Linked DNA regions of Homo sapiens: all the other regions are linked to region 1. The links are chromatin loops, found by intact Hi-C in ENCODE. Cell type or tissue: endothelial cell of umbilical vein. All regions are shown on one strand. Region 1 overlaps PKD1L1 (polycystin 1 like 1, transient receptor potential channel interacting). Region 2 overlaps ABCA13 (ATP binding cassette subfamily A member 13). Region 3 holds the start of C7orf57 (chromosome 7 open reading frame 57). Region 4 has its middle 200 kb from the start of SNORD151. Region 5 overlaps UPP1 (uridine phosphorylase 1). Region 6 has its middle 17 kb from the start of ABCA13.

Evidence for each region. Peaks named below come from ENCODE experiments on the same cell type or tissue, not always from the same donor. Only the 100,000 strongest peaks of a DNase experiment are listed, where the experiment ranks them.
Region 2: a loop joins it to region 1, with 11 times the contacts of the local background. A loop is called at or near these places in 2 of 110 quality-filtered maps.
Region 3: it touches region 1 in a loop (2.7-fold over the local background); 2 of 110 quality-filtered maps call a loop at or near these places.
Region 4: a loop joins it to region 1, with 7 times the contacts of the local background. A loop is called at or near these places in 18 of 110 quality-filtered maps.
Region 5: it touches region 1 in a loop (23-fold over the local background); 94 of 110 quality-filtered maps call a loop at or near these places.
Region 6: it touches region 1 in a loop (20-fold over the local background); 24 of 110 quality-filtered maps call a loop at or near these places.

What each region holds. Positions count from the first base shown.
Region 1 is chr7:47,942,952-47,947,951 of GRCh38, reverse strand. It overlaps PKD1L1 (polycystin 1 like 1, transient receptor potential channel interacting), which reads left to right. Exons shown (of 57, transcript NM_138295.5): 2 at 4,441-4,556. Among named protein-coding and RNA genes, the nearest start is that of PKD1L1, 3.0 kb to the left of the region's middle. In endothelial cell of umbilical vein, a CTCF peak has its summit at 2,565 (motif pointing left); DNase peaks (open chromatin) are centred at 991, 1,791 and 2,511; H3K27ac peaks cover 4,040 bases.
Region 2 is chr7:48,248,621-48,253,620 of GRCh38, reverse strand. It overlaps ABCA13 (ATP binding cassette subfamily A member 13), which reads right to left. Exons shown (of 62, transcript NM_152701.5): 15 at 4,270-4,409. Among named protein-coding and RNA genes, the nearest start is that of ABCA13, 80 kb to the right of the region's middle. In endothelial cell of umbilical vein, no CTCF peak of the experiment used is centred here; a DNase peak (open chromatin) is centred at 2,890; H3K27ac peaks cover 2,006 bases.
Region 3 is chr7:48,032,939-48,037,938 of GRCh38, reverse strand. C7orf57 (chromosome 7 open reading frame 57) reads right to left here and starts at 2,396. Exons shown (of 9, transcript NM_001100159.3): 1 at 2,309-2,396; 2 at 1,576-1,731. The coding sequence starts at 1,630. It also overlaps a transcript of SUN3 not described here. RefSeq lists a silencer at 2,238-2,517. In endothelial cell of umbilical vein, no CTCF peak of the experiment used is centred here; a DNase peak (open chromatin) is centred at 2,478; H3K4me3 peaks cover 932 bases; H3K27me3 peaks cover 1,633 bases.
Region 4 is chr7:47,264,519-47,269,518 of GRCh38, reverse strand. No RefSeq gene overlaps it. Among named protein-coding and RNA genes, the nearest start is that of SNORD151, 200 kb to the left of the region's middle. In endothelial cell of umbilical vein, a CTCF peak has its summit at 3,105 (motif pointing left); a DNase peak (open chromatin) is centred at 3,098.
Region 5 is chr7:48,108,392-48,113,391 of GRCh38, reverse strand. UPP1 (uridine phosphorylase 1) reads right to left here. Exons shown (of 9, transcript NM_003364.4): 9 at 4,656-5,000. LOC105375271 (a long non-coding RNA gene) reads left to right here. Exons shown (of 4, transcript XR_927253.3): 2 at 160-300; 3 at 1,479-1,599; 4 at 1,688-2,217. Among named protein-coding and RNA genes, the nearest start is that of UPP1, 22 kb to the right of the region's middle. In endothelial cell of umbilical vein, a CTCF peak has its summit at 3,033 (motif pointing right); a DNase peak (open chromatin) is centred at 3,041.
Region 6 is chr7:48,152,076-48,157,075 of GRCh38, reverse strand. No RefSeq gene overlaps it. Among named protein-coding and RNA genes, the nearest start is that of ABCA13, 17 kb to the left of the region's middle. In endothelial cell of umbilical vein, a CTCF peak has its summit at 2,096 (motif pointing right); a DNase peak (open chromatin) is centred at 2,105.

The DNA of each region.
Region 1 (5,000 bases):
CTGTTGCCCAGGCTCGAGTGCAGAGGTGCGATCTTGGCTCACTGCAAGCTCTGCCTCCTGGGTTCATGCCATTTATCCTGCCTCAGCCTCCCAAGTAGCTGGGACCACAGGCGCCCACCACCACGCCCGACTAATTTTTTGTATTTTTAGTAGAGACGGGGTTTCACTGTGTTAGCCAGGATGGTCTCGATCTCCTGACCTTGTGATCTGCCCGCCTTGGCCTCCCAAAGTACTGGGATTACAGGCATAAGCCACCGCACCCAGCCTCCATGGGTCTTATTTCTAAACCCTCTTCCCCATGCTCTGTGCGCGCCAGCACCCATGTGTTGTTGAGGCTGGGCAGCCTGTGTGCTCTGCTGTTGACTGTCTCATGGCAGTGTGACATGGTGCAAACCTCCATGCCCCCTTTCCTGGGCGTGAGGCCAGCAAGGTGACCTGCCTGTGGGATGTGGTAAGGACCCAGGTGGGTCACCGCTGTCCCCTGGCCTGGCATGATGGGAGCCTGTGCCTGCAGATCTTGCCCAGTGGGGTACCCCGCCACTGCAGGTCACTTTACCTCCTCACCCCCAGATTTCTCATCCTGAAAATCTGAGTACCCCTGTTGTCACATCTGTAAACTCCAGAGGGTCGTTATAAAAATCAGTATCCTTGATGAATGCTTGCTGTCAGCATTTCTGCCTTTGTTAGCTTACTGTCTTTGTGCCATCACCATCATTTTATCAAAGAAACCCAAAGCAAACCAGGATGAGAAAATGAGGCTGCACGTGTTGACGGGGTTGGTCACATTCATGCTTGGAAATTTCTTTGCCTTATGTCACTCACTGCTGCCAAGCATTGTCTGATTTTGGCTACAATTTTTTCCCTTATTTTTTCTGGTTACCTCATGTTTCTTTTATTCCAAATGCCCATGCTCCTGCAGACTCCCAGAGCCTTGATGTTGGCCCAATTTGACCTTCACTCTTATCAGTCAGGGAATTGCAAGGAATTACCCCTTTGCCCTTAGAAAGGAAAGAAAAGCTGAGGAGCGGAAGTCGCTGACTTGATGTTTTTTCCCCTGTATATTTATACATCTTGTACTTGCAGACCAACTAGTTCATGCACGCACTAGCCATTGTAATTGGTGTCGAGGCCCCATTTCTGAAGTCATAGCCTTTTGGGGTTTCCTGAGTCACCTAAAGCAAGACAGTGACTGATCTTGTTCATAGAAACAGAAGAGGTTTCTTGACTCTCCTGTAGCCCTCATTTCATGGAGTTAGGCCTGTAGTGTCTGTGTGTGTGTGTGTGGTATAGGACATGTGTGTGGGTGGTGTGGTGTGTGGTCTGTGTGTAGTGTGTGGTGTATGTGTGGTATGGTATGAGTGGGGTATGGTGTGTGTGTGATACATGGTGTGTGCTGTGTGATGTGTGTGTAATGTGTTGGTGTGTGTGTGGTGTTTGTGTGTATGGTGTGTTTGTGTGGTGCGTGGTGTGTGGTGTGTGCGATGTGTGTGTGGTGGGTGGGTATGTGCTGTGTGGTGTGTGTATATTGTGTGTGATGCTGTGTGGTGTGTTTGTGTGGTGTGAGTGTGGTGTGGTGTGAGTGTGTGGTGTGTGTTTGTGTGGTAGGTATTTGTCCTAATGCTCTCCCTCCCCTTGCCCCCCAGCCCCTGACAGGCCCCGAAAAACACTCACTCTTAAGGGATTCTAAGAGATCTGTCATGTAATTCAAACAAATGGCTCGACTAGTTCCCTTGAGGCACATGATGCCTCAGAGACTGTGTTTGAGCCATCAGTATCATCCTGTTCCCCGACAGTCACAGTTAACTAAGAGGAAGCCAGGTACCTCTGTGAAAATGGTGCTGATTCTGTGCCAGGGCCTGGGGACCTGCCTCCTCACAACACCAGGAAAAAGAGCCTCCCTTGTATTTAAATTATCTCCCCCTTCCATTTTTTTTATTTGAAAAGACCTCTGAAATCTCAAGGAAAATTAGCTTTGCAGCACTATCCTTGGCGCCTCTGTGAGTGGAGGACACACCTGTTGGGGATGTGTTTCTCACCTTCTGAGACAGAAAATTACTTCTCAAGGGCCAACTATGTCCCAGGAACCAGGGCTGGTGTTTTCTGTGTGTAGCACTTGGAAGTTATCCTGTTGTGGGGGTGTCTGGGAGGGTCTCGGAACTTGGTGGGTGCCAGGGCTATCTAACCTTGTGTGGGCCCAGAGTGGTGGGCAGTCTCACAGCTGTGGACTGTGGGGCGCACGTGGTGGACAGAGGTTAGGTTCGTCCTTTCCTTAATTTTATTTGCCCGCTAGATCATTGCAGAAATCCTCTAAGTCTGATCTGGTCTGGTCTGTATGATTCCAAAGTTGTCCCCTTTTCTATTATTGTTATTTTTTATTTTTTCATTTCTCTGGCCTTTGGAAGACAAGCATAGTTGAGAGTAGGCAAGGAAATCCTTGGAATTATTCAACAGTTTGAGGCCTTTGACCTAGTGACCATCTTCATCTTCAAAATAACAGCTTTTCACCTCCCTGCACACTTTCCTCAACTATAAATATTGTCCTCGTCTGCCCTCTGGTGGCGGCTTCTTGGGCATCAAGAACCAGGCTTGTAAAAATTGGGTGAAACTATCCAGTTTTATCTTTGTAGAAACCTTGCTTAAGATAAAGTAGATATCCTCTAGACTTTATAGACATCCAAGACAGGTAAAAAAGAGAATTCTAAAGAGCTGAATGCATTTTTCAGGGGAAAGAACAAAGGCGAACACCTTTAGCAGCTGGTTACCAAGCATTTAGCTAATACAGGGCGGCCCTTTCTAGAATGACAGTCCTGGCAGCAGCCCCGTGAAGTAGGTCTGTGTCGTTCCTCTCAAACAGAGAAGGAGACTGACACAGAGAGGCAAGGTGACTGCCTGTGTCTAGAAGAAGTGGATGTAGAGCCTGCCCTTCTCCTTAGCACAGCAGCCTATATGGAGCTGGGAACTTGGCAACGGTTCCCATTGCCCTGTCGCTGGGAATGGGCATGGAGGAGAAACCCAAATCACACCATCCATTTCTGGCTGAATCAAGACCAGAACCCAGGAAACCCGCACCTTAGTTCAGGACTATTTCACTCGCTGCACTTGATCTTTCTCAAGTCGATTGGTGCCAGACACAGATACCTCAGGACCCAAGGAGCTACAGGCTGAAAGGGAATGACCAGGGACCAGATGATGACCCACGATGATCTCTGCTGACAAACATGAGAGCAGCAGACAGCTGTCAAGGCCTAGGGAGTCCAGAGGGAAAGTCACCAGCTGTGCCAAGGGGCAGAGCTTTGGGGCTGACTTCAGCTGCAGCTTGAGCTCTGGAGGCACACCTGTAGAGAGCTTTGAAGGAAGGTGCCATAGAATTGGCATCGGCTTTGGGTGTGCTGAGAACCAGGTTTAAACGTTGGCTCTGCCTCTCACTGATGGTGTGAGCTTCGCTGAGTTAATTTGTTTTGCTGGGCCTTCATGATCCCATCTGCATTAGGCTATTCTTGCATTGCTATAAAGAAATACCTGAGACTGAGAAAGGAAGTTTAATTGGCTCACGGTTCTGCAGCCAGTACAGGAAGCATAATGCTGGCGTCTGCTACTGGGGAGGCCTCAGGAAGCTTACAATCATGGTGGAAGGTGAAGGGGGAGCAGGTGCATCACATGGCGACAGCAGGAGCAAGAGGAGGGGAGGAGATACCACACACTTTTAAATGACCAGATCTCGGAGAACTCACAAAGACAGCACCAAGCCATGAGAGATCTGCCCCCGTGATCCAAACACCTCCCACCAGGCCTCACCTCTAGCACTGGGGATTACAATTCAACATGAGATTTGCACAGGGACAAATACCAAAATGATACCAGCATCTGAAAAAGTAACTGCACGGAACCTCTCAAGTCTGTTGTGGAAATAAACAGGGAGGATGCCATGCAGTGCCTACTCTGTGTCTGCGCTGGCATCTCTCCCCAGGGTCATGGGTTCCATGCTGTTCTTTTCTGCAGCATGCCAGATCCCCATGGGCTGGAAGAATGTGCTCTTAGGGCTGTGAGTGAGCAGCAGGAATGGGGATGATGAGGCAGGAAGAGAGGAGGAGGAAGAGGAGCCCTGGAAGCTGCCAGACCTTGCCCTGGAAGGTCAGCTCTGTGCATCTGGGCAGGAAGCCCTGGAGGCAGCAGGAAGAGAGATGGATCTGTTCGGAGGCTGTTTTAGTAGTCAGATGGGAACTATATTTCAGTTAATCTTCTAAAACAGACCCTGAGTTTGGGAAATATGAAGTGAAAAGAACCATAGATGCGAGTCTTTTTGTTCATATGGCAGCCAATTTTGTACTTAATACTTTTGTGGCAGAAATATGGATATGGATGGAAGAGTGGTCACAGGATGTCTGTGATTAAACGATTGTACTTAATTTAATTTTCCTCTGGTTATTTTCTTTCCCTTAGGTGTCTCCAGGCTGCCTGCTGCCTTTCCTTTGGTGGTGAGCTGTCTGTGAGCACTGACAAGAGCTGGGGTCTTCATCTGTGCAGCTGTAGCCCTCCTGGAGGTGGATTGTGGGTCGGTAAGGCCTTGGGGAAGGAGGCATGGCCACCATGATAAGAATGTTGCTTTATTTCCCTGGTATAAACAGGACATCTTCCACATGGGAATTTCATTTTCTGCTTTTAAGAAACAGAAGGAAGGTCAGAGTGATCTTAAACCTGCTGTTTTGCAAGTGCCTCTAACTTAAATAGTCCACATGCCAGGATGGTACACACACATATATATATATATATATATATATATATATATATTTTTTTTTTTTTTTTTTTGAGACGGAGTCTCACTCTGTCACCCAGGCTGGAGTGCAGTGGCATGATCTTGGCTCACTGCAAGCTCTGCCTCCTGGGTTCACGCCATTCTCCTGCCTCAGCCTCCTGAGTAGCTGGGACTACAGGCGTCCGCCACCACGCCCAGCTAATTTTTTGTATTTTTGGTAGAGACAGGGTTTCACCGTGTTAGCCAG
Region 2 (5,000 bases), 310 kb before region 1:
CCAGCTACTTGGGAGGCAAAGTCAGGAGAATCACTTGAGCCTGGAAGCAAAGGTTGCAGTGAGGTGAGATTGCACCATTGCACTAGAAATCAGTTAAGAAGATGCAACAACCAGGTAAATCCCTAATAATGCAAGAAAATGTCACACTCATTGTGAAATTTTGTGACATTTTTCTCATTCACTCTTCATCCCCTTCATGGCACAATATGCCACTGTCAGGAAGATGTGTATCAATTTCAAGTTCCTCCCTCAGTATACAAGGGAAAAAATAGAACTTGCTGGCAATATTTGGCTTGCCTAGGGGCTGCCGAAGTGACTGGTTTCTGTCTTGCCTGATGTAGAGCACAGATGAGAAAAGTGGCATAGTTTGGATGCCAGGTTGGAGGCCACTGAAAGCAGCAGTCAGTCACTGTGGCATGTTAGAGCTGCAGGGAGTCTGCAGACCTGCAGGCGGCTAGGAGTAATCAATTATGGACATAGGAATACAATAAACATCCAAGGCTTTTGAGATGAACCAGGAGACTGAATAATACATTTTAAAGCAGATAGTATGTATGCAGGGAAGTGGAATAAAAACACACACTTAGGCTTAGGGAATACACATCTTCAGAAAAGATTTAAAAGACCCTGAGCCTTTAAAACATTTTGGGCAATGAAGGTCTTCCCCTGCACAAAGCCATGCTACAAAAGCTGGGGGAAGTGGAAATTTTTTTCAAGTGTCCAAATCTCAAGAGAACGTATCAAGACATACCAAAATAAAACAGAGTAACATGAATGATTCAAAGGAACCAGATAAATCTCCAGAGATTGTCCGCTAAAGAAATGCAGGCCTCTGACTTACTTGATAAATAAATTAAAACAACTACCTTAAATATGGCCAATGAACTCAAAGAAAACACAGTGAAAAACACAAAACTAAATCTAGAAAATGGTTTATAAACAAAGTGGAATATTAGCAAAGAGAGAGAGATTACAGTCATATACCACATAATGATGCTTGGTCCCGTAAGATTATAATCGTATATTTTTACCTTACCTTTCTGTTATATAGGCTTAAATACACAAATACTTACTATCATGTTACAATTGCCTACAGTATTCAGTAGAATAACCTGTATATGTTTGTGGCCTAGGAACAATAGGCTAACCGTATACTCCAGGTATGTAGTAAGCTATACCATCTAGGTTTGTGTAAATATACTCTATGATGTTTGAACAATGGAAAAATTGCCTAACAATGCATTTCTCAGAACGCATCCACATTATTAAGTGATGCATGGCTGTATTTACAAAGAACCCGACAGAAATTCTGGAGCTAAAAAATAGAATAACTGAATTTAGAAATTCAGGCAAAAGAAAGAACCCACAAACTTAAAGATGGGCCATGTGAAACAATCAAATCAGAGGAGCAAAGAAAAAAAAATGAACACAGCCCAAGGAACTTATGAGACACCATCAAGCCAACCAATGTACACATGCAGAAGACGAGAAAAAGAGAAAGGGGCAGAGAGTGTATTTAAAGAATTAACGGCTGAAAACACCCCACATTTGAAAACTAAATGGATATACAAATGCAAGAAGTTAAAAAACTTCAAGTAGCATAAACCCAAAGAGACCCATACGAAGCCACCTCATAATGAAACTATTGAAAGTCAAAGACAAAGTGAGAATCTTAAAAGCAGCAAAAGAAAAATGACTCATAACATACAATGGAGCTTTTATAAGATTACCAACTGACTTCTCTTACATGCCAGAAGGCAGTTGAATGACATATTAAAATGTGTGAAATATACCTAGAGCTCGGCATAGAGGAAAATTTATTGTCTTAAAAGTACCTATTAGAAAATAAGAAAATCTGAAAGTCAAGAACAAGAAAAAGAACAACAATCACACTAAATTTACTAGAAGAAAGAAAATAATAAAGATAAAAAATAAATTAATAAAATAATATACATATTTAGTAAAAATATTTTTTTTAAATTCCGTTTCTTAATAAGACTAGTTATATTTCTGTGACAGTGCAAGCCTTTTCACAGAGATCAGCCCCCAGCAAGGGTCTGTCCAAAGAAAGTAGAGTGGTTAAGCTTACAGGATCCAGAGTGAGACTTCCTGGATTTGCATTCTTGACTTTGATGCTTAATACTTTTGAGACCTATGCTAGGAATAAAATCTTTCTGAGCCTCAATTTTCTCATCTGAAAATGAAATCATAATGGTACCTATCTCACAGGTTGAATGAGGATTAAACAAGATAATCATAGAAAGCACAATAAATATTTGCAATTATCAGTATCATTGAGACTTCTGAACCACAAGCCTGTTGCCACTATTGCATATCACTCTCTGTAGCCTGTTTCTGAAAAGAGTCAAAAGTGGGCAATAATAAGTGATAATGAGGACAGGTAGTATAGGAGAAAGTTAAAGTGTAGGATGAGTACTCAACCCAGAAGAACATGGCCAACTCATTGGAGAAGTTACCATCAACCCAATACTGCTGCTATACAGAAGAGTTTTATAGTGTAATCTGTAGAAAATGCAAAGGCCCATCTTACCATATGTGGATTTGATACTGAGAGCTACAGAGGGAGTATCTCTGGCAGCCTCTAAAAGTAGCAGTTTAAAAAACAGCATGAAATAAGAAAAGGCAAGGTCGTAATAGCCACAGAAAAGGAATGAGAAACTCCCATTTCCTGTCCAAGTCCCTGACGTCCAAGATGCAGGCTTTCTAAGGAGAAGCTGATAACCCCACTGTGATGGAGCAGTGTCATGGCATGCTGGAAAACCAGGGCAGAAGATAATTCCCAAGGAGAGATGGAAATAGACAACCAGCTCTAGAGTAAAAAAGCAGAGGTCAGAAGTGCAAGTTTTACATGCTGGCATCTTTCCAAAAAGTAGATCTCTGGGGAACAGGAGGACTCCCTGTGAATCATACAGTTATGAGTTTGTAATATTTATATTTTAGGGAATTTTTGGTTTTATGAAGCTGATAAGGAAAGAGGTGAGCCATTAACATAATAAAAACATACATATATATTTGGTCTAGGCCATTGTTTCCTGACAGGCACATAGCTGCTAAGACCCTTGGAATGTAGGAAGTGGTGTCTTTTTGTAGGCTAATGAATGACTGGTGACTAGAGGCGCTGGATAGCCCCAGAATGGGGGCTGATTGTCAGGGGAACCAACCCTGTAATTAGAAGGTTGGAACTTTCAGGTTCTCCCTCCTCCCATTCCCTTACCTGCCTTCTAACCTCTAGGTAGGGGAGAGAGGGATGGAAGTTGAGTCAATCACTAATGTCCAGTGATTTAATATATCATGCCTACATAAGGAAACTTCCATAAAAACCCAAAAGGACAGTGTTCAGAGTGCTCATAGGTTGATGAGGACATGGAGGTGCTGGGAGGGTGATAGGCCTGGAGAGGGCATAGAAGCTCCATGCCCCCACATACCTCACCCTATGCATTTCTTCCATCTACTGTTCCTAAATTATATCTGCTTAATAAACCAGTAACCTAGGAAGTAAGCTGTTTTTCTGCATTCTGTGACTTGTACCAGCAAATTACTGAACACAACGAGGGGTTCATGGGAATCCTGATTTATACCCAATTGATCAGAAGTGAGAAGGGAAGCCTGGACTTGGGGTTGGCGTCTGAAGTAGGGGCAATCTTGTGGGACTGAGCCCTTAACCTGCAGGATCTGATGCTAATTCCAGGCAGACAGTGCGAGAATTGAATCGAATTGTAGGACACCCAGTTAGTGTCAATGGAGAAGTGGAGAATTGCTTGTTGTGGAACAAATCCACACATATGGTCACAGCAGTGTTGGAAGTGTTGAGTGTGTGTATAGAGAAAAACAGTTTGTGTTTTCTTCTATAGGTTCATGGGGAGTTGTCCCCAGTGTGAGCATCAATCTTAATGCTAAGTAAAGTGAGAAGGGCCACAACAGAAAATCTGGACTCTTGTGAGTAGGATCATGACTAGTCTGCATATAGAAGTATTTATCACCCAAACCAGGACAGTCTTGAGAGTAAAAGCAGTCACTATTATAAATTTTGCAGGAACAATGTAGCTCAGTCAAACCAGGACTTCTGGTAAGTCTTGTCATAATTGATGAGAAAAAATTATATGAAGTAATCACAATGCCAAATTGTGCTTGGAGAGCCACCCATTTTAAGCCCCGCTTTGTTAAATAGGATGGACTCTCAGGAAATTATGTCACCTCACTAAAAGGGGAAAGCATCCCCCATTCCTGTAGTTTAGGCTACTGACTTACCCAATAGTCTGTTCTGGAAACTCTCTTGCATATTTACATATTGGGCCACTTCGCAAGTCTTCCTGATAAACTTTTTGAAGGCTTTCCAATAATATGCTTGTTCCAGGAAAAATTGTGTTTTTTCAAGTGTATGAAATATCCTGCAATCAAAAAGAATCCAGAGAAAATTAAAATTTAAAAATGATCTTGCAGATGACAGATCATTATAAATTTTTCTAAAAACAAATATATGCAAATGCATGGCAGTCCACTTATGTAAGGAAATAGAATCTTTCAAATAGTTCTACTAATTTTTTAAGTTTGTTTACAAACTCCTCTACCTCGATTTGAAAAATAAGGAAAAGCAATTTATGAGAATACATAAAATATAAGACAATAAATCAAGAAGGACAAAAAAAGAGGAAAATTAAAGGCCATAACAGGAAGTGAACTTAAATATTAAGAAAATATATATTCCCTATTTGACATATTTGACGAAGAACATCCTAGCAGTCAAGGAAAATGGAAATTGATCACACATATAATTCACAGAGTCATAAAATAAAATCAAGGCGAATTTTCTGTAGAGTTACAGCTCCCAAGAGAAGCTTCCCATTTGTACTTAGTGCACAATTTCTGAGTAATTAACAAGAACTTCCATCACATGCATACCTTGGACTTACCAGGGATCCTCAATTTCTAATGAAAGATTAAGTCAGTGGTTAAACATTAAGGGAACTCTTTCATATTTT
Region 3 (5,000 bases), 90 kb before region 1:
AGAGAACAGTGTGTCTTCTACCTTCTTCTCATTACTGGAAGCTGTGGACAGGCACTGAACTCGAATCTGGTTGGCCATTTGTAAATGCATACAAAGGAGGCACTCAGAGAATGAGGGCCTGGATCAGTAAGAACCATTTGTGACCACCTCACACACACGCACGCGCGCGCACACACACACACACACACAGAGGGTTAAAGGGACTAAGAGTTATCTCAGCTTTTATCATGCAAAAAATTGTTGGCACTTGTACAATATCAGTCATTTACTATCCTATAGATTTTTTATATATATATATAGCCTTCCCTGCCTTCTCATTTGCCATATATTAGTACTCTTATTTAATCAGTGAGGAAACACAGTCTGTGACAGTCTATGAGATGAACTGAAGATCCCCCAGCTCTTCTGGTCTCTAAGGCACAAGGCAGTGTGTTATATGTTCACATACCCGCAGGGGCACAGGCTCCTGCTTTAGGCTGCTGTGGCCTCACAGAACAGCTGTGGAGCCACTTACGAAGTGTGTGACCTTGGGCAAATTACTCCAAACTCTATAAAATGGGGGTAATGTTACCTTGTAGCATTGTTATGAGGTTAAATGAGTTAGTGTATATTAATACAAAGCACTTAGAACAGTGCCTGGCAGTTGTTAGTGTTCCTTACTGCTGTTCATACAGACAAGGTCACTAGAAGGCACCCAGAAGTCACATAAAGGCTCCAGAGCCTACTGGGAAAAGGCAAATCAGCCAGGCCTTCTGTGCTGTCCCCTTTCCAATCCCCAGCATGGCCACACTATCTTCAATAGTGGTCACAAGGTAGAGCTCTGGGCTAGCAGCATGTTTAGAGTATGAAGAAGGGTCACATTTGGTTCACTTCTGAGCAAATGTGCTGGCTCCAGGGTGCCGACCAGCTGCAACTCAGCTGTCCCAGCTGATCCCCAGGACCCTCTTCTCTACCCTCCTACAGCCTTTCACAAATAAAAAAGCAATAGCAAAAGGAAAAAAAAAAAACCCAGAAGACAGCATCTCAAGACTTCTTCTTCCTTCCCCTCTCCTCCACTTCAAACCCTGGCACATAAGAAGACATGAACCTCACTGAATTCCTTTTCCTGTATCCAGACACTAAACCCAGAATGTATATTTAACTTGCTTGGGGTCTAAAGTAGGAGCAAGGGCTAGGGATTCAGTGAAATTCCTAGGGGATTCTGCTAGAGAAGAAACTTCCCAGGTCAACATTCAGGAACGCAGTTGTGAGAATTGTATAGGGTTGAACTATGACAAAGAAAATTTCCAAGGGATCCTGTTGCTCCAGATTGAACCAAGATAGGTAGCCTTGGTTCTCTCTTGTTGAAAATAAAGAAAAACAAGACTCCCCCCACTCATATTTAAGTCTTGATTTCACACTCAGGCACAGGAGCAGTTTGTGGCTTTCTTTGACTTGTTAGTTTTATCACTTGGTCCTCCATCGTTCACACCCCCCTCCAGCCCACATAGAGGACGTTGGGTCCACAGCGTGTCTAGCAAGCAGAGTGCACGCACCCAGCTCTTTCTGGCCGGGACGCGCTCAGGGCGCACTCACCGCAGGGAGCGTAGCGGTGCGTGGCGCCCTGAAGTTCCTTGCTTGTGTTCCTCATGGTCAGGCGCTGCACGCTGCGGGAAAAGACAGATGCTGCCGGACCTGGTGTTCGCGGGTGCGCTGGACGCTGCCTGCTTGACCAGTTGCCAGGAGCTGCAGCTGCAAAAGCAAAATCCGCGCGCCCGCTCTGGGTCGGTCTGTACGCCTCGCCCTGACACGCCTGCAGGCGCCTTACGATCGCCTAGCGCTGGCACTTCCATGCAGGGTATACAGCAGGGGGCATGTCCACGCCAGGTAAACAGAAGGGAGCACATCACGCCGGTATACAGCAGGAACACACGCACGCCGGGTAGACAGCAGGGCACGTCCACACAGGGTACACAGCAGGGACGTACGCACTCCGGGTACACAGCAGGGGCACATTCACGCGGGGTATTCAGCAGAGACACGTGCGTGCGGGGCACACAGAGGGGGCACGTCACGCCGGGTATCCAGTACAGGCACGTCCACGCCAGGGACACAGCAAGTACAGAGAGGATAAGCAACAGGTAACCAAGGGGCCGCGGGACTTGGGCAGGCTTGGAGATCCCGCCCTGTGCTCATCCCAACCCGGCGACAAGGTGGTCCCCTCCCTCCAGCCCCGGCGCGCACTGCCCGCACTGCGAGCTCCGCACAGTGGACAAGGCCCGGGACCACAGTGGGCGCCCCCATTGTCCTCCAGCCCGCTCAGGCTCACCAGCTCCCCGCGGGTCTCCGTGGGTGCTGCCCGCGGCGCCCGGCGTTGGAGTTTTTACACGGCTGGCTGGCTGCAGCCAACCAAACCCAAACTCCCAGCGCGCCGCGGAACCACAACATCGGCGTCGCCAGGGCAACGGCTGAACGGCCAACCGGCGGGCGCGGCTGGAGCACTGTCAGCCAATAGGGGAAGCCTGAGGGGGAGCGGTGGGCCAATCAGGGCAGGAAGCGGAGCGCGGGCGCCGCCTGTCAACTGCCCGTAGCCCAGAGCCGGACCAGGGCAGGGCAGCGCAGCGATGCCACGGGGAACCGGGCGGGACGCAGCGGGGGTGGGAGCAGGGCCTTACTGTTGCAGGGGTGTGGGGGCGTGGGGACGTGGGGACGTGGACGCAGGAAGAGAGTCAGGCCTCAGTCCTCCTCATGCCGCTCTGGCTGGGAACCACAGTTACTGTAGAGCGGTCCAGAAAAATTGGGGACATGCATCACGTTTTCCAAATAAGTATAACTGTCTCACCCTAAAAACACAACAAAACAAAACACCCCACCAGTATACAAAAATAAAACATAAAAAGAATTTACTAATGAGATGCAGGAGTAATGATTCACTTAGTAAAGGAATCCTTAATTTTAGACAAATTTGCTTGCAAATTTCTCATCTAATGCATTTTTTTCAAGACTAATAAGTATTTGGAAATTGTGTGTCGATAATAAAATTATCATGTGAACATTCTTCCTTATATCTTATTTTTTGAGAATATTTCTGTTTTATAAGTTGAGAGACTTTTTTTAAAGCTCTTAACCATATTTATATGGAATCGCGTTTAGAACTCCAAACACTTGGCTTAAGTGTAAACTTGTTGCCTGCCTGGATTTTGAGATCTACAGAAAGTACAATGAGTATATTACCAATGGTGCTTCATGGGAATGAAGATTATCTATCTGGCATATGCTTGGTGAGGCCAATAGACACCAACAGCTATGGCGCAGTTCAGTAGGAGACACTTTTGATACCCAGAAAGCCCTATACAACCCTGGCAAAAATAATAAGGGCTACTTACCCGGTGGTAACCGCTTGTGAGAGTTTGAGGGGATAAGTTGATACAGAGAACATTCAAAGAAATCCTGTTGTTCCAACGACTGCAGCAACAGTTAGCAGCCTTGGTTTTCTCTTGTTGAAAATTTTTTTTTAAATCAAGACTTTTCATAATGGTGGGTATTTGACAACTTGAACTGAACATGAGTCTGTTTCTGTTACACGAGTATAGCCTTAGAAATCTAGCAGGAGACAGGTAATATCAGAATTGGTTAAAGAGAAGATAGTTTTTGTGCAGGAATTAACTCTAATTCTGTGGTTTATCCTGCTCTAATATAATATCATAATGAATTCTAAGCATCTTCAGTGGTCCAGTCATGAGTAATCAAGACTTCATACTGCAATGTCAAATGTTTGTTCCACTGCATATACACGCTCTTAGGTTATTGCCAAGCATGACAAATGCTTTTGTTTGTGCAAGTCACAGCATCCTCTAGCTACGGGATTGTATGGTCAAGAGAAGTTTATTTATTTATTTAGAGACAGAGCCTTGCTCTTGCTCTGTCGCCCAGGCTGGAGTGCAGTGGGGTGATCTTGGCTCACTGCCACCTCCACCTCCTGGGTTCAAGCAATTCTCCTGTCTCAGCCTCCGGTGTAGCTGGGATTACAGGCACGTGCTACCACGCCTGGCTAATTTTTGTATTTTTAGTACACATGGGGTTTTGCCATGTTGGCCAGGCTGGTCTCATACTCCTGACCTCGTGATCCACCTGCCTCGGCCTCACAAAGTGCTGGGATTACAGGCATGGGCCACCGTGCCTAGTCAAGAAGGTTATTCTTTTTTTTTTAATTGATCATAATAACTGGAGCTGTCATGACCAAAGAGCATCTCTATTCTCCATTGGATTAACAAAAAAGTACAGCATTCATCCAAGTTGATAACCTTCTTGACTGGCTGAAATCATAAGTTCAGTGATAATGAAGTGTTATCATTCCTTAGAAGAAACTTTTTATTTTATTTTTATTTTATTTTTTTTGAGACAGGATATTGCTCTGTCATCCAGGCTGAAAGGCATTAGTGTGATCATGGCTCAGCGAAGCTTTGAACTCTTAAGCTCAGGAGATCCTCCCACCTTAGCTTCCTGAGTAATTAGGAGTCCAGGCCCACAGCACCACATCTAGCTAATTTTTAAATTTTTTTTAGAGACAATGGTCTTGCTATGTTGCCCAGGCTGGTCTCCAACTCCTGGCCTCAAGGAATGTTCCTGCCTCAGCCTCCCAAAGCACTGGGGCTCTAGGCATGAGCCACCACACCTAGCCAACTTTTGACTTTTGCAGTGTGATTGAAATTACAAATATTTGCAAACCAGATCAGACAAGAATGTAGGTAATGATGCCATGGAAATTAAAACATGATACAAGAATAATTTATTTATAATAAGAATATCTCAATGTTTTTATTTTCTATACTTTATGACATAATCATCTTTCTACCACATAATCGGCCTCAGTATTTAGAAAGATCCAACATTCTCTGACATATATTTTCACTTTATGCCTAATTTTTTCACTTTACTTGTAGATATGCAGATAATCTCCTGCTTATGAGCATTTTGAGAAGAGGAAAAATGTATTTGAGTACAAATTCTGATTTTTCAAA
Region 4 (5,000 bases), 680 kb after region 1:
CAGGATTATTCTCAAGCCTTAAGATTAAGTGCTGTTTACCCTGTTGGGTCTTGAACTTACTTAGGACATGTTATTCCTTTCTTTCCTATCTCTTCCCTTCAGAATGGGAAGGTCTATCCTATGCCTGTTCCATCATTGCATTTTGGAAGCACATAACTTGTTTGTTTCACAGTTCACAGGTGGACAGCAATGTGCCTCAGGATAAAATATACCTTGGAGTCTCACCCTTATCTGATTTGGATAATATTTATAGATGAGACTCTGGACTTTAGACTTTGTAGTTGATGCTGGAACAAGTTAAGACTTTTGGAGAAATTGAAATGAAATGAATGTATTTTGCATGTGAGGAGGATATTAATTTGGGGGGGCCAGAGTTGGAATGCCATGGTTGGAATGTTTGTGTCTCTTTAAAGTTTATGTGTTGAAACCTAATACTCAATGCGATGGCATTGAAAGATAGGGCCTTTGGGAGGTAATTGGGTCATGAGGGCAGAGACTTTATGACTGGGATTAGTGGCCTTATAAAAGAGGCCCAAGGGAACTTGTTTGCCTCTTCCACTATGTGAAGACACAGCTAGAAGGAGCCATCTATGAGGAATGGGCCCTCACCAGACACTAAATCTGCTGACATCTTGATCTTGGCCTTCTCACCCGCCACAACTGTGAGAAAAAATGTTTGCATTTTATAATTCTATAATATTCTTGTTATAGCAGCCCAAACAGACTAAGACAAATGACTAGACAACAAGTCAGAAAGGATGCAGAAGAACTGAACAACACAAGCAACCAACAGAATCTAATTGGTATGTAGAATGCTCCACAGAATAGTAGAATTATGCATTTTTTAAGCACTCATGGAATACTCACCAAGATAGGTCATGTTCTCAGCCACGAAAAAAATCTCAACAAATTTTAAAAAATGGATATCATCCAGAGCATGTTCTCTGATCATAATGGAATAAAAGTTAAATTTAATAATAATAAGATTAACAATTTCTCATTACTTAGAAATTAAACAACACTCTTCTAAATAACCCATCAAAGAAGTCTCAAAAATAATTTTTTTAAAACATAGAACAGAATGAATTCTGTAGAAAATAAAACATATCACAATCCATGGGATGCAGCTAATGTAGTGCTGAGAGGGAAATTTATAGCACTAAATGCTTACACTAGAAATGAGGAAAGGTCTCAAATCAGTAACAGATGTGGCTTGGGTTGGGTTGGAGCAGTGAGTTTCAGCATCTCTCCCTGCCTTCTGCAGCCTGATTGACTCAGCCCATAGTACTAGAAGCACTGTGATCTTTTGGTGTTGCATGGTGCCTCAGGCAGACCTATTCTTAAGTACATGTAAGGCACCTCTTGAGGAGGCCCTGAGATACCTGGGGCCCACTTTAAAAGGACTGAGTTGAGACCTGGTGGTCTAGGTGTTATCAGTGGCTACACTCAACAACACGGATGAAACTTAGACATAACCACAGGCCAAAAAAGCCAGACCTGTCATAGAGTACTTATTATCAAATTTCATTTATATGGATATCACAATCAGACAAAACTAACCTGTGGCAGTAGAGGGCAGGATGGCAGTTCTTGGGGAGGAAAGAGACAGTGCTGTTTGGGAGGGAATATTAGAGGGGCTTTTGAGGCACTGATGCTGTTCTGTTTTTTTTTTTTTTTTTTTTTTTTCATTTGGGTGTATTCACTGTGAAAATTAATGGAGCTTTTTCCTTATTATTTGTGTACTTTCCTCTATGTCTAACTTCCAAGTTTATTATTATTTTATAAGTTAACGTGGCTTCATTTTTTTCCCCTAAAGGCTGATGAAGTTGCAGGCATTCAGTTTTCACTGGGAATGTCCTCCAGACGGATGTGTAAGAAGGCCAGGGTCAGGCTTCAGGAGCACCTAGGCAGGTTCACACTTGACACCTGTCACTCGTCACTCACCCGCCAGCCCACTGCCTGGTCAACGTAAGGCTGTCTCCTTGCGGAGACTGGCTCAGCACTGAAGTAATGGAGCTGTCTTTCTGTCTGTCTGGCTTGTGGTTTAGAGCAGGAAAGATGGAGGTGAGGAAAATGTCAATCAAACTGTCTCTTTTGCAAAGAACAGAGCAAGCCCTGCCACGTGCTTGGGTCAGAGTAGAATGAATATGGAGAAGTGCCTCCTCCTTGGGGAGATTCTGCATGGTTTCCCAGGCCGTATCGACTCTCCTGGATTCCTGTGCCACATTCAGCCGATTAGGACAGCACAGCAGACATTGGTTGAGTGCCTACTGCTTGCAGAACGCAATGTCTGCACTTCCCATGTTAGCTATGGTTTATGTATTCAAGCTTCCCTCTACTGAAGAAAGCCCAAGGAATGTCCAACCCAGGAACAAACCAGAGTGGTCATGGGTCAAAGCATCCTTCCTGCCATCTGGGCCAAGATATAGGACTCAAAGCTTAAGTCACGTGAACCACCCTGTGTGTCATGAGTTGATAAGTCTATAAACAGCCTCGCCCTGGCGCCATGAGGGGTGGCTTATGATTAACTTGTTAGAGCTGCAATGGCAGCTCCACACTGAAGGGCTCAAGAAGAGTGAGGTGACCTTAGCTGCCTGGAAATGAGCTGTTGAAGGCGGCTGAGGTTCTCCCTGACAGGAGGGGCCCTGCTGACGGGACGTTTCTTCTCCAGGGGTCACATAGCAGCTGGCCCATCCCCATTTTACAGATCATGAAGGTCAGGGTCAGAAAAGTTTAGTGATTTGGCTATGGTCGGGAGACAGGCAAAGAAAAATATGAAGAATTTTTTCTTCTATGGTCCCCTTTACCCCCTGCTTTTCTCTTTGCTTTAATTTCTTTGTATAGAGGCATCCAGCCAACTAGCACAGAATGTTGCGAAAACTTGGCCCACGGGATTCCAGAGCCTGTGTCCTCTGCTATGGCACGGAGAGGACTTCTGTGCACACACGTCCCCAGTGAGCCATTTCCCCTGAGTGGTTCCCTCTTTCTGCCCTTTGCCCTGCATTTTCACAGAAAGGTTTGAGCTCAATTTACAACCTCAGTGGGCCAGGGACTGTAGTGAATGAAGGGAGTGACTGAGAGCATTGTGGGGCAGTCCTGCCCCCTGGTGGGCAGCGTCACTTACTACAGAAGGCCGTATTTTAAAACTTTATTTGCAAAGATGAGGGCTGCATATGTTAGTGGCTAGGTTCAAAATGGAAAGCTAGTGAAATGGAAAATTTAGTGGTTAGAAATGTGGATGCTGGAGCCACGTTGCCTGGCTTCAAATCTTGGCTCTGCCTTGTATACACTCTAGTACAATGACAAGTTATTTAGCTTCTCCCATTTGTCAAATGGGAAAAGCAATCAGGCTTACATGCCAAGATTGTGGTGAGAATCAGATGAGTTAGTACACATTAAGTGATTCAGATGTTGCCTGGCAAGGAATCTTCACTAAATAATATCTAGATAGAGTTACCTTTAAAAATTATTGAATAGGATTTTCTGTAATCCCCATGAAGTCATTTGACAGGATTTGTGGATGTTCAGCATCTCAAACTGTGAAACATTGAGACCCATTTCCCATATGACTAGTTTATCCTCTGTAATAGTGATCACACAGGACAGGGGTTGGTAAGCTTTTCAAAGGGTCAAGGTGAACTCCTCGTACTGCTGGGGCCGAGGCTGCCCCCATCTTCACGTGACTGATGCATTGGTCTGGGGGTCTCCCGTCTCAGTGCACATAACAGCTCACATCATCACTATGGTAAGTTCCTTCAGGCAGGACAGTGCAGACCCTTCTCCCTTTCCTACTATGCAACTTCCTCACCCCCCTTTGTGCTCCCCACCCACATTTCAGCCATCTTTACCATCTGTCTATAACTATAAAGAAATACCAGGAGATAAAACAAAAGAAATTTCCTTTATGAGGTGATGAAAATCTTCTAAAATTGATTGCAGTGATGGTGGATATACTAAAAACCATTGAATCGTACACTTCAAATATGTGAATTGCACAGTATGTGCATTATGTCTCAATAAAGCTATTATAAAAGAATCTAAAAGGAGACTAAAGACAAACTCAAGAGGCCTCAGTGTATGGGCCATCATCCTTAGATCTCTGCACACAGATTGCTGGGGGAACAATGGCCTTACAGTGCCAAAGTGGCTATGGTCTTGAGACATGTCATTTTCGAGACCTAGACTTGGGAATCAACGTGAAAATAAACTTCATTGGCTAGGCGCGGTGGCTCACGATTGTAATCCCAGCACTTTGGGAGGCCGAGGCTGGGGTATCACCTGAGGTCTGGAGTTTGAGACCAGCCTGGCCAACGTGGTGAAACCCCATCTCTATTAAAAATACACACACACAAAAAAATCAGCCAGAGTGGTGGCAAGTGCCTGTAATCCCAGCTACTTGGGAGGCTGAGGCAGGAGAATCGCTTGAACCCAGGAGGTGGAGGTTGCAGTGAGCTGAGGTCGCACCATGGACTTAAGCCTGGGAAGCAGAGCAAGACTCTGTCTCAAAATAATAATAATAATAATAATAATAATAAAAGCAAAAAGAAAATAAACTTTATCCATCAAACACTCTTCTGGCTGGTGCCAATTTCAAGAACTATAAGCACCCTGTAGTGGATGAGCCTATATGATGGCACCACCTCAATCCCTTCATCTGTGACATGGTATCACTTGGCAGCCTTAGCAGCAAAGTATGCAAAAAAAGAACTGAGTGGTAGGGGTAGGAGAACTGAGAGATAGGAGGAGAATTTGGGGACAGACAAACCTCCCAGGCATAATGGGGGCCTCTGAGTGAAGTGGCTGGTTCTCCAAAAGATCTGGGTTTAGCTTCCCAACTTTACCTTAGATAAGAAATGTAACCCAGCAGATAGGAATGCAAAGGGGACTCGTAGATGGGCGTTGCTGCTCCAAGCCAGTCAGGGAGAAGACCAGAGTATTTTTGGTCATCATTCAGTCATCGTCTGGGAACTGGGGAGCAATAGACCTTGATCACAGAAGAG
Region 5 (5,000 bases), 170 kb before region 1:
ACATAACTGGGGCTTTCTCTCTCCTAGACTGGACATGGAAAGGCCTACCACTGGCGGGTTGGCTTTATTTCCATAACACACATGTTCATTTCATTTCTGTATGGCAGTCATGATTTTACCCTTTTTAAAATTTTCTTCCTACAAAACATTCACTGAAAGAGACCCTAAAGGAGAACTCTTACCAGCCCCCACCCCACCCCACCGCAGCACAGACTACGCTGGGATGCCAAGGACTGACATTCATACCTGTGTTCTCCTCTCCTTGTGAAGTCCAGAGAACTGAGTGCTACTCTTTTCCTAGTAAGTAAACTTCTGCATGGCTGTGCATGTATGACAATGTGTGCATGAATGTGCATGGAAACGCACAGGTGTGTATGTGTGCACATATGTGAATAACACACTGTGGCCGCACAGTCCCAACCCTCACACAGACCTGAGCCCAGGCTGTGTCCTCATCTGGCATTTGGGGATAACACAGATGGGGAGAGGGCCAGGCAGGATCGCTGATGGAAGTTCCACACAAGGGGCCTGACAACGATGGCTCAATACATATTAGCTATTATTAAAAGCTCACATCTGCAGAGCTGATCCTACTCCATGAAAATCGGTCAGAAATCACTCTCCTTCATGTACGTGGTAACTGAAAAACTACTAAGCACCAGCAGAGCAGTACTATTTTCTTATACTAGCACTGCTTCCTTATTTTATAAGTTGAGCCTAATGTCTGGGTGGTGATTAATGAGATGATATTCTACTATTACATACATACCAAGGAGTACTGAAATATGAGTAAGCTGCAATGGAACCCAGAAGCCCTGATGTGAAAGTCATTCCTAACCTAGGAAACAGAACATCTTTGATGTCCTTGGGGGTCCCCCCTCCTCCCAAATGCACCCTGCCTCCCAACAGAGGAAACTCCTGATCTCAATTGGGGTTTCTCAATCCCTGGTGGAGTTTTTTCCCCTAGTCTTACAATGAAATGCACGTAATCCTAAACAACATATTGTTTAGTTTTGTCCATTTTCAAACTTTATATAAATGGAATCATGTTGTAGGTACTATTCTACAATTTGCTTTTTTCACTTAGAATGTTACCTGAGATGGTTCTGTACTGATGGTGAAGGTGTCTGCATTTATTTTCACTGTTTTTCATCATCTGAGCACACCAAACTCATTGCATTTGTTCTCTGGCACATGGATATTTGGGGACTTCTGGCTTTTGTTACCGAGGCCTTTGCAATTATGAACATTCCTGTCCATGTTTCCTGGGCCACATGAGTTCTCTCCATGCAAGCCCAGGAGCAGGAGTGGAATTACCGGATAATACAATATATGATGGACACCTGGCTTTAAAACGTGGCTTAGTGCTAGGCTTAAGGATAAAGGTATAGGAGACGCACAGCTCATGCTCTAACATATTCCACTGTCCCTATTGTCATTTATAAAGACAAACCATCATCTCATTGTTTCTGGTCAAGGTGGCATTGTCACCGCTGTGATGAGACTGGACCGCGAGGAGGCAGCAGGAGGAGCGTGGCCACCTCTGCAATTGACACCAAAGCCCAACCTTTTATGTGAGAGCGTGGCAGGCTTCCTGAGGTAAACTCTTGACTAACTCACTAGTGACGTGCTGATTTTCCAATTTACAAAGGGCTGGATAATTATTAACATTTTTTTTTCACATTAGTGGGAGGCATTCTGAGCATATCACTTAAGGACTGCACTAGAGGAAAACATGGAGTGAACTCGCTGACAACGATTTTTGAAATCCAGGGTAATTAGTTCCATCAGAACAATCCCAATTACATTCCTAATTCTCTCTGCCTTGCTGAAAGCACCGAAAGTGAACCATGTTGGTGTCATTATATTCCTGCTCAGAAGAGTCTTTATCACCAGCGCTGGGAATGGAGGAGGGGTTGAGGAAGGGGCCAGTGCCCAGGTTGTGGGAAGCCCCCACAAGGGGACCAAGCCAATGATACCAGCGTGGCACAAGGGCCTGAAAGTCAAAGAGTGGCCAGTGCGGGGTGAGGAAGGGGACCAAGTTTCTGGTCGTCTCCCGAGGAATTCAAGTAACACTCATGTGAGGACATTTATAACGTCAGCTCCAGAGACATCTTGGTAGCCAAATGAGGAAAGAAAATAACTTTCATCTGAGGAATTTGAGACCTTTCAAATTATTACAGCCAGAGAGACATTAAAATGGGACAATAAGCCAAACACAGTGGCTCACGTCTCTAATCACAATGCTTTGGGAAGCCTAGGTGGGAGGGGCGCTTGAACCTAGGAGGTCAAGACCAGCCCGGGCAACACACAAGACCCCATCTCTGCAAAAAAATACAAAAATTAGCCAGGTTGTGGTGGCGTGCACCTGTATTCCCAGCCACTCAGAAGGATGAGGTGGGAGGATTGCTTGAGCCCAGGAGGTCAAGGCTGCAGTGAGCTGTGATTGCACCACTGCACTCCAGCCTGGGTGACAGAGCAAGACCTTGTCTCAAGAAAAAGACATCAATCACTCCCCCTTTTTAACTATGTATTCATCTCTTGGAACTGCTTGCTATTGCCACAAGTAGCTATAAATTAACTTAATAATGCCACACTGAATACTAGAACCCACACTCTATGGCTTAACAATGTGTAGCCATTGATCAATATCATTTCTGTAAACCAATGAGAATTCCTGGCAGACAGCTGTGTATCAGCCCATTCCCTGTCCCTTTTACCTTTAAAAATCCACTTGTAAGTGCTGCTAATCAGAGTGTTCATTCAGGGGAACTTGAATCTATGTTCTTGGGTTGCAGTCTTCAAGCTTGGACCCAGTTACTTCTCTACTTTTACCAATTTTGCCTCAGCTTCTTCCTTTTAGGCCGACATAAACTAATCCAACAAGTTCATGTTTACTCAATCAGAACAAGATGTGTTGTTCAACCGGCATTTCCTGCGTGTCAGGGGGTATAGAGTTCACCTGTAAGGTCAGGGATGTCGCCCGATTAGATCAACAGAGATCCACCTGGGGGTGGCTGATGTGCACTACCTCACATAGCCAGCAGAGGGCAGTGCAGTGCCAATAGCTGCAGCTTGGCCATTGACACCTGTAGAAAGAATCTCATGTTCAGAAGTCATTTTACCTTCTGCCTTGTCCCGGAGGAGGGTGCTCAGGCCACAGGCTCTGTGACAGCTCCCCCAGCGAGACAGACTTCCAGGCAGTGCAGAGACAAAACACCTCAAAAACAAACTAGCCCTTTTCTTACTAATAGCAGCCTCCTCTTTAGCCTTAAATTCTATTTCTGTGTGGTTTTTTTTCTCTGCTTTATCAAAGATGTCCTCCTAGGAAGTGGCGGGCCCACCTGGCCACACTTGCCTGGGTTGAGGTGTGAAAGAAATTAACCTGCAAGTCCCCTACTGCCTGGGGCAATGGTCCGCACCTGCATCCTCAGCCTGCCCCAGAGCCTGGTGATAAACATCATCTGGTTGGTCAGAGGATAGAAAGGCTATCCCACACTGGGTCCTGCACCCACAGGGGCATGGTGACATCCAGTTGAAGTCTGGGGGCACTTGGTAATTTGGAGACAGATGAGCGCACAATAGTAGCAAGTCCAGCCCCTGCAGCTCGTGCTGGAGTGAGAAGCCAGGAGCAGAGCCTTTAGCATGCTGCCCTGGGTGCACAGATGACTGCACAGCCACATCCCAGGACCCTGAAGTCTCCTTGAGGGTTCCAATTTCTCCTGGACAGCTTCAACAAAGGGACCAAGAAGTGCTGAGGGAGAAATGGAAGGAGACTCACTCTCCACCCTAAGCAAATCTGTATTACAGACCCTAGAGCTTGAGAAGGTGGAAGGGAAGGAAGTTTTTGATTGGGACAAGGATCTCTCTTGCTCTTAGCACTTAGAAGGGCATGTGGGCTCAGTAGATGCTGAATGACCCTCATTTTGGGTTGAATCTCAGAATCACAGGGAAGGCACATTAAAGAGTGCACAGACCACACACATGCACCCACACCAAGGTCCCCACACACCTCCCTGGCCACTCCAAGTCACACAGCAAACTGCTAAGCAGAGCCCCTGAGCATGGGAGTGTCCCTCAGAGCCCACCAGGAAATAAGCCCATCTCAAGGACAGGAAACAATAAATACCAGAAAGTGGCCACACTGATGTGGGGAGAGTTGAGAAGTCAGCCAGGAGCCTGGGCAACCCACAAGCCAGTGAAGACCCAAGACCCAGCTGCCCCTGAGCTGGGGACCTAGGCCTGCCCAAGTAGCTGCTGCCAGACTCACCCGAGACAGACAGAGGGGCCACCCTGGATTCTCCCCTCCACTATAAGGTGCAACCGAGAAGGAAGCTAAGAGACACGGAGTCTAGGAATGTCAGTGTGAGGCCAGGAATGAATGCAAGGCTGACAAGCCATGGACAGAAACAATAGGACAAGCTGTCTTGAGCCCAGGTGTCCCGTTTCCCATCCCTAGGTACTTGGATCAAGACACTAGCATTGTGGACAATGGGTGGGAGGATTACTGTCGTGTGATTAAGCTGGTGTGGATGGTTTTGGGAATGTGTGTGACTATAATTTGGAAACTGTGTATATGCCTGTTTAGGTACGCATTATTTCTCAAACACCCCTGCTGTCTGCTTCATTGGTTTTCAGTCATCTCTCATTGCAAGTGGTGCATGGAATTTTTTTAATGTATCAGGAAATTAGTTTCCTGGCACTATTGTCAGATTTCTTGTTTAGTGACATGAAATCTGACTACCATTAGAATTTTAAAGTCTGAAAAATTTCCCTAGAAATAGTACAAAAATTTGGTAGAATGTTCTTGAAGAAACCCCAAATCAGGCTAACATCATTGAAAATGCTCCAATGAAACTTCAAAAGGAAGAACATCTCCCATGCGGTTAATCCAAGATTCTCTGTCTCTTAATCGCGATCTGATTTTCTAGATTCTTGTGTAAAGTGTGCTCAAAGTCCACACAACAGGGGATTTTGGACAATGCTTTTAATGGCAAGTC
Region 6 (5,000 bases), 210 kb before region 1:
TAAAACTTTCACAGAATCCCTCCACCAAATGGACCAGCTTGCCTCGTCTTTACTAACACCATCTGCCTTCCCTCCTGACACAATGGCTTGACTCACTTTGTCCCTACCTAAAGACAGCTCCCCCCTGCTGCACTGGCTGCATCTCGTACCCTTTGCAGGATCATCAGTTTTACACCCTTTAATGAGCACACAAACACGCTAAGATTGCTACCATACAATAAAAATCAGTTCCTCCAAGTACTGCACTGTATCTTTATTAACATCAGAATTCTTCAAAATAATTGTCAATCTTCTGTCATTGCTTCTCCACCTTTTAGCTAAGATCAAGTGTATATTGTTTCTGTCCACAACTCTTTATTCTATCCACCTTAAATCCATGGCTGTCAAGCTCTGTCCTTACCACTCCACTGACTTTTCTTCTGTGATCTCCATGCTCCATGTTTCCACATATAAGAGCCGGACCAAAGCTAACCTCTTCCTGCGTGACCCCAGCAGTGGTGTTTGGCACAGTACTTCATTCTTCCTCACCATTTTATCTTACCTCCCCTCCCACCTCTCTGGCCCAACCTTCTCAGTCTCTATCATTTCCTCCTCCTCTTTCCATCCTCTGAACTTCAGAGTGTCCTGGACTCAGCGTTTGCCAGTTTCTCCTCTCACCCACACCTCAGCCAAGCTCATGGCTTTAAATACCATACCACTCATGCACTCACTGCTCCCAAATTTGTACACAGGTCTGATCTCTCCCCTTACCAACATTCACGATGTTGGATGGTCCTGAGCAATCCGCCACATCTCCCTGTCTCACTGCTGAACTCTACTGAAATGCCCACATTTAAATTTGGGCTCCTGTCTCTAGGGCCACAGGCCCTTTGTTGCTATGACCTCTCATCCTGACCATGAGACCTCTCTCCCCCTTTTCTCAGAGACATAGAGAACCCTCAGCTGTTCTTTGACATCCCTGGTACCAAGAGTAACTCCGTGGGACTATCTCTGCCTCAATGACCCCCTGTCATCTCTATTCTACCACTCTCATGCCATGAGAGCACAGATTCCCTGGAAGGCTTTTACCGCCCAGGTCTTCAGGTGGAAGTGGAGCACTAGCCTCCTCTACACTCAGGTCCCAAGTGCTATTTGGGGCTGTGTTGTCTCCACCTTGGAGATAACATGGTAGGGGAGAAGAGATGGGTACAGGGTCCCTCTTAAAACTATTTCCATTCAGTTTTTCCTAATAGTCTCATCCATTTGTATTTTAGACAAATTTATCTAGACTCCTAGAGAGTAAATTTTTTAAAATTTGATAAATATTCTTCCAAATTATCCTGCCTTATATCTGGACCATGACCTTTTTACTTCAAAGCCAAGATTTAAGGTTCTGTTTCCAGTTAGGATGGATTAAGACCATCCCACCCTATCTCCCACTTACTGCAACTAATATGTCTTAAAATAGTATAGAAAAAAGTTATTGAAGAATGTTGAAAAGTAAATAGAAGCAGAGAGACTGCACAGAGAAATCAAACTCAGCAAATAACCCAGATGGCAGTAAATTTTTTTCCCTTTTTCTTAAAATTTGGTTCCTCTCATATTGCCTTACATAGAGTTTGGGGCAACCGAAATCCTGGAATTGTGACATATGGAAAAGGCTCCAAGGGAGAGAAAAAATAAAAACACACACTCTTACACTCACCAGAGAACCTACAAAAGAGTCCCTGCAGTATGGAGCTCTGTCGCGTCTCCCAACCCTAGTTCCGGTGAACACCCATAACAAATCTGGACTCCTGCAGTGGTGGCAGTGGTGATAGCAGCCCCGCAGCCTCCATGACTTGCTGCTTTGCCCTGAAGTGCACGCTGTCATAGGAAGCATGCAACAGCACAGAAACGCTAAAGTACCAGCTTCCTAACTAGGGCACCAGGAAAGAGTGACCCTAAGAATTGCTATGTGTGAGGAACATCACAGAGTAGAAGGAGCTAAAGACGAGAGCCTTTAGATCAATGTGTAAAGTCCTGAGATCATCCGTGAGCTATGGAATGGACAAGAATCAACATAGCAAAGACTTTGAGAACTAAACTACAACATTGAACACTCTCCAGGACCCAGACTGGCCCCTAGGTGGCACACATGTAAAGCAGACAAAATAGCACTGCAACAGCTTTGAAATTAAATTAACATTGAATGCACAGCCTAAAGAAAATGGGTCAAGACTTGCAGAGCAAAGCCAACTAAGTTAACTGCCTGTTAAAATAAAGCAAAACAGGCTGGGCACTGTGGCTCACACCTGTAATCTCAGCACTTTGGGAGGCCAAGGCAGGTGGATTGCTTGAGCTCAGGAGTTTGAGGCCAGCCTAGGAAACATGATGAAACCCCATCTTTACAAAAGCAAAAGCAAAACAAAACAAAACAAAAAAATAGCAAGGTGTGGTGGCACACACCTGAAGTTCCAGCTACTTGGGGGCCACTGAGGTGGATCAACTGATGCCAGGAGGTCAAGGCTGCAGTGAGCAGAGATAGCACCACTGCACTCCAGCCTGGGCTACAGAGTGAGACCCTGTCTCAAAAAAAAAAAAAAAAAAAATCAACATTCCCCCAGAAGATTTTATTAGGACCCAAAATCTTGTAACATAATATTCAAAATATCCAAGAGAGAATCCACAATTATCCAACATACATAAGAGCCAGGAAAACCTTTTTTAAAATTCTCAGAGGAAAAGGCAATTAACAGATGGCAATCCCAAGATAACAGAGATGTTGAAATTATTAGATAAATATTTTAAAGCAATTATAACCATGCTCCATTAGGTGACAGCAAACACTCTTGAAACAATTACACTAATTCCTGGCAAAGAATTAGTGGCTATAAAAAAAGAACCAAATGGAAAATTACGGAAATGAAATATAAAATAACAGAAATAAAAAATTCCCTGGAGAGGCTCAATAACTGAATGTATATGAAAATTAAAGAATCGGGAAGCTAGAAGATAGAGCAATAAAAATCATCTAATATGAACAACAGAGGGAAAAAGATGATTGAGAAAAAAAAGCATAGCCTGAGGAATGTATGAAACCATACCAAAGACTCTAACATTCTGATCAATGATGAGCCTGAAGAAGAGGAGAAAGATATTAGCACAGAAAAAAAAAAAAAAAAACAATAAAGAATACAGTGATGCAAAACAAAAAGAATAATTCATGAAAGAAAAAATTATAATTTGAATTTTTCAAATTCAAACATGAAGAGACATATCAGTGAAGAAGATACACATTAGCAAATAAGACCATGAAAAGATGTCCAACATCACTAGCCATCAGGGAAATACAAATTAAAATCAAGCTGGGATATCACTACACAAGTCTTAAAACAACTAAAATAAAAATTAATGTAAATACCAAACGGTAGCAAGGATGCAGTTAAATTAGATATCTCATACATTGCTGGTGAGATGACTAAATGGTATGCCCACTCCAGAAATAGTTTGGTAGTTGCTTTAAAAATTGAGCATACAGGCCAGGTACAGTGGCTCACGTCTGTAATCCCAGCACTTTGGGTGGATTACCTGAGGTCAGGAGTTCAAGACCAGCCTGACCAACATAGTAAAACCCTGTCTCTACTAAAAATACAAAAATTAGCTGGGTGTGGTGGCACGTGCTTGTAGTCCCAACTACTCAGGAGGCTGAGGCAGGAGAATCACTTGAACCTGGGAGGCAAAGGTTGCAGTGAGCTGAGAGTGCACTGCACTCCAGCTTGGGCAACAGAGTCTCAAAAAAAAAAAAAATTGAACATACAGGCCAGGAGTGATGGCTCACACCTATAATCCCAGCACTTTGGGAGGCCAAGGTGGGCAGATCGCTTAAGCTCAGGAGTTTGAGACCAGCCTGGACAACATGGCAAAATCCTGTCTCTAAAAAAAAAAAAAAAAAATTAACTGAGTGTGGTGGCAGATGCCTGTGGTCCCAGCTACTCAGGAGGCTGAAGTGGGAGGATTGCTTGAGCCCAAGAAGTTGAGGCTGCAGCGAGCTGAGATCACACCACAGCACTCAAACCTGGGCAACAGAATGAGATGTTGTCTCAAAAATAATAATAATAAAAATGAAAACTGAACATACCCTTACCATATAATCCAGCAATCATATTCGTGAGCACTTATTTAAACAATGAAAACATGTTCACACAAGATCCTGTACATGAATGTTCACAGAAACTTTATTAGTAATAGTGCAAAACTGGAAACAACCAAAATTTCCTTCAATAGGTGAATGATTAAGCAACCTGTCTCCATACCAATGAAAATGAATGGATGGCCGGACACAGTGGATCACGCCTGTAATCCCAGCACTTTGGGAGGCCAACATGGCCAGATCACCTGAGATCAGGAGTTCAAGACCTGCCTGGCCAACATATTGAAATCCTGCTTCTATTAAAAATACAAAAATTAGCCAGGCATGGTGGGCGCCTATAATCCCAGCTGCTTGAGAGGCTAAGGCAAGAGATTCACTTGATCCCAGGAGACGGAGGTTGCAGTGAGCCGAGATCATACCACTGCACTCCAGTCTGGGCAAGAGAGTGAGACTCTGTCTCCAAAAAAAATAAAAAATAAAAATAAAGGAAATGAACAGACTATTGATACATGCAACCTAGATGAATCTCAAGGATATTACTGAATGAAAAATGTCAATCTCAAAAAGTCACATACTATATAATTCCATTTATATGACAGTCTTAAAATGACAAGAGTATTAAGACGAAGCACATATTAGTGGTTGCCAGGGATTAGGAATGGGGGTGTTGCACATGACTAAAAAGGGCTAGCGTAAGGGAGATGTTTGAGGTGATAGAATAGTTCTGTATCCTGATTGCAGTTAGATGAATCTGCATGTGTGATAAAAGCGCACAGAACTGTACATGCACATTGTGCTAATGTCAGTTTTCTGATTTTGGTATTATGCTACAGTTACATATGATATAACCACTGGGAGAAACTGCAGGAAAGTTACATGGGATCCCTCC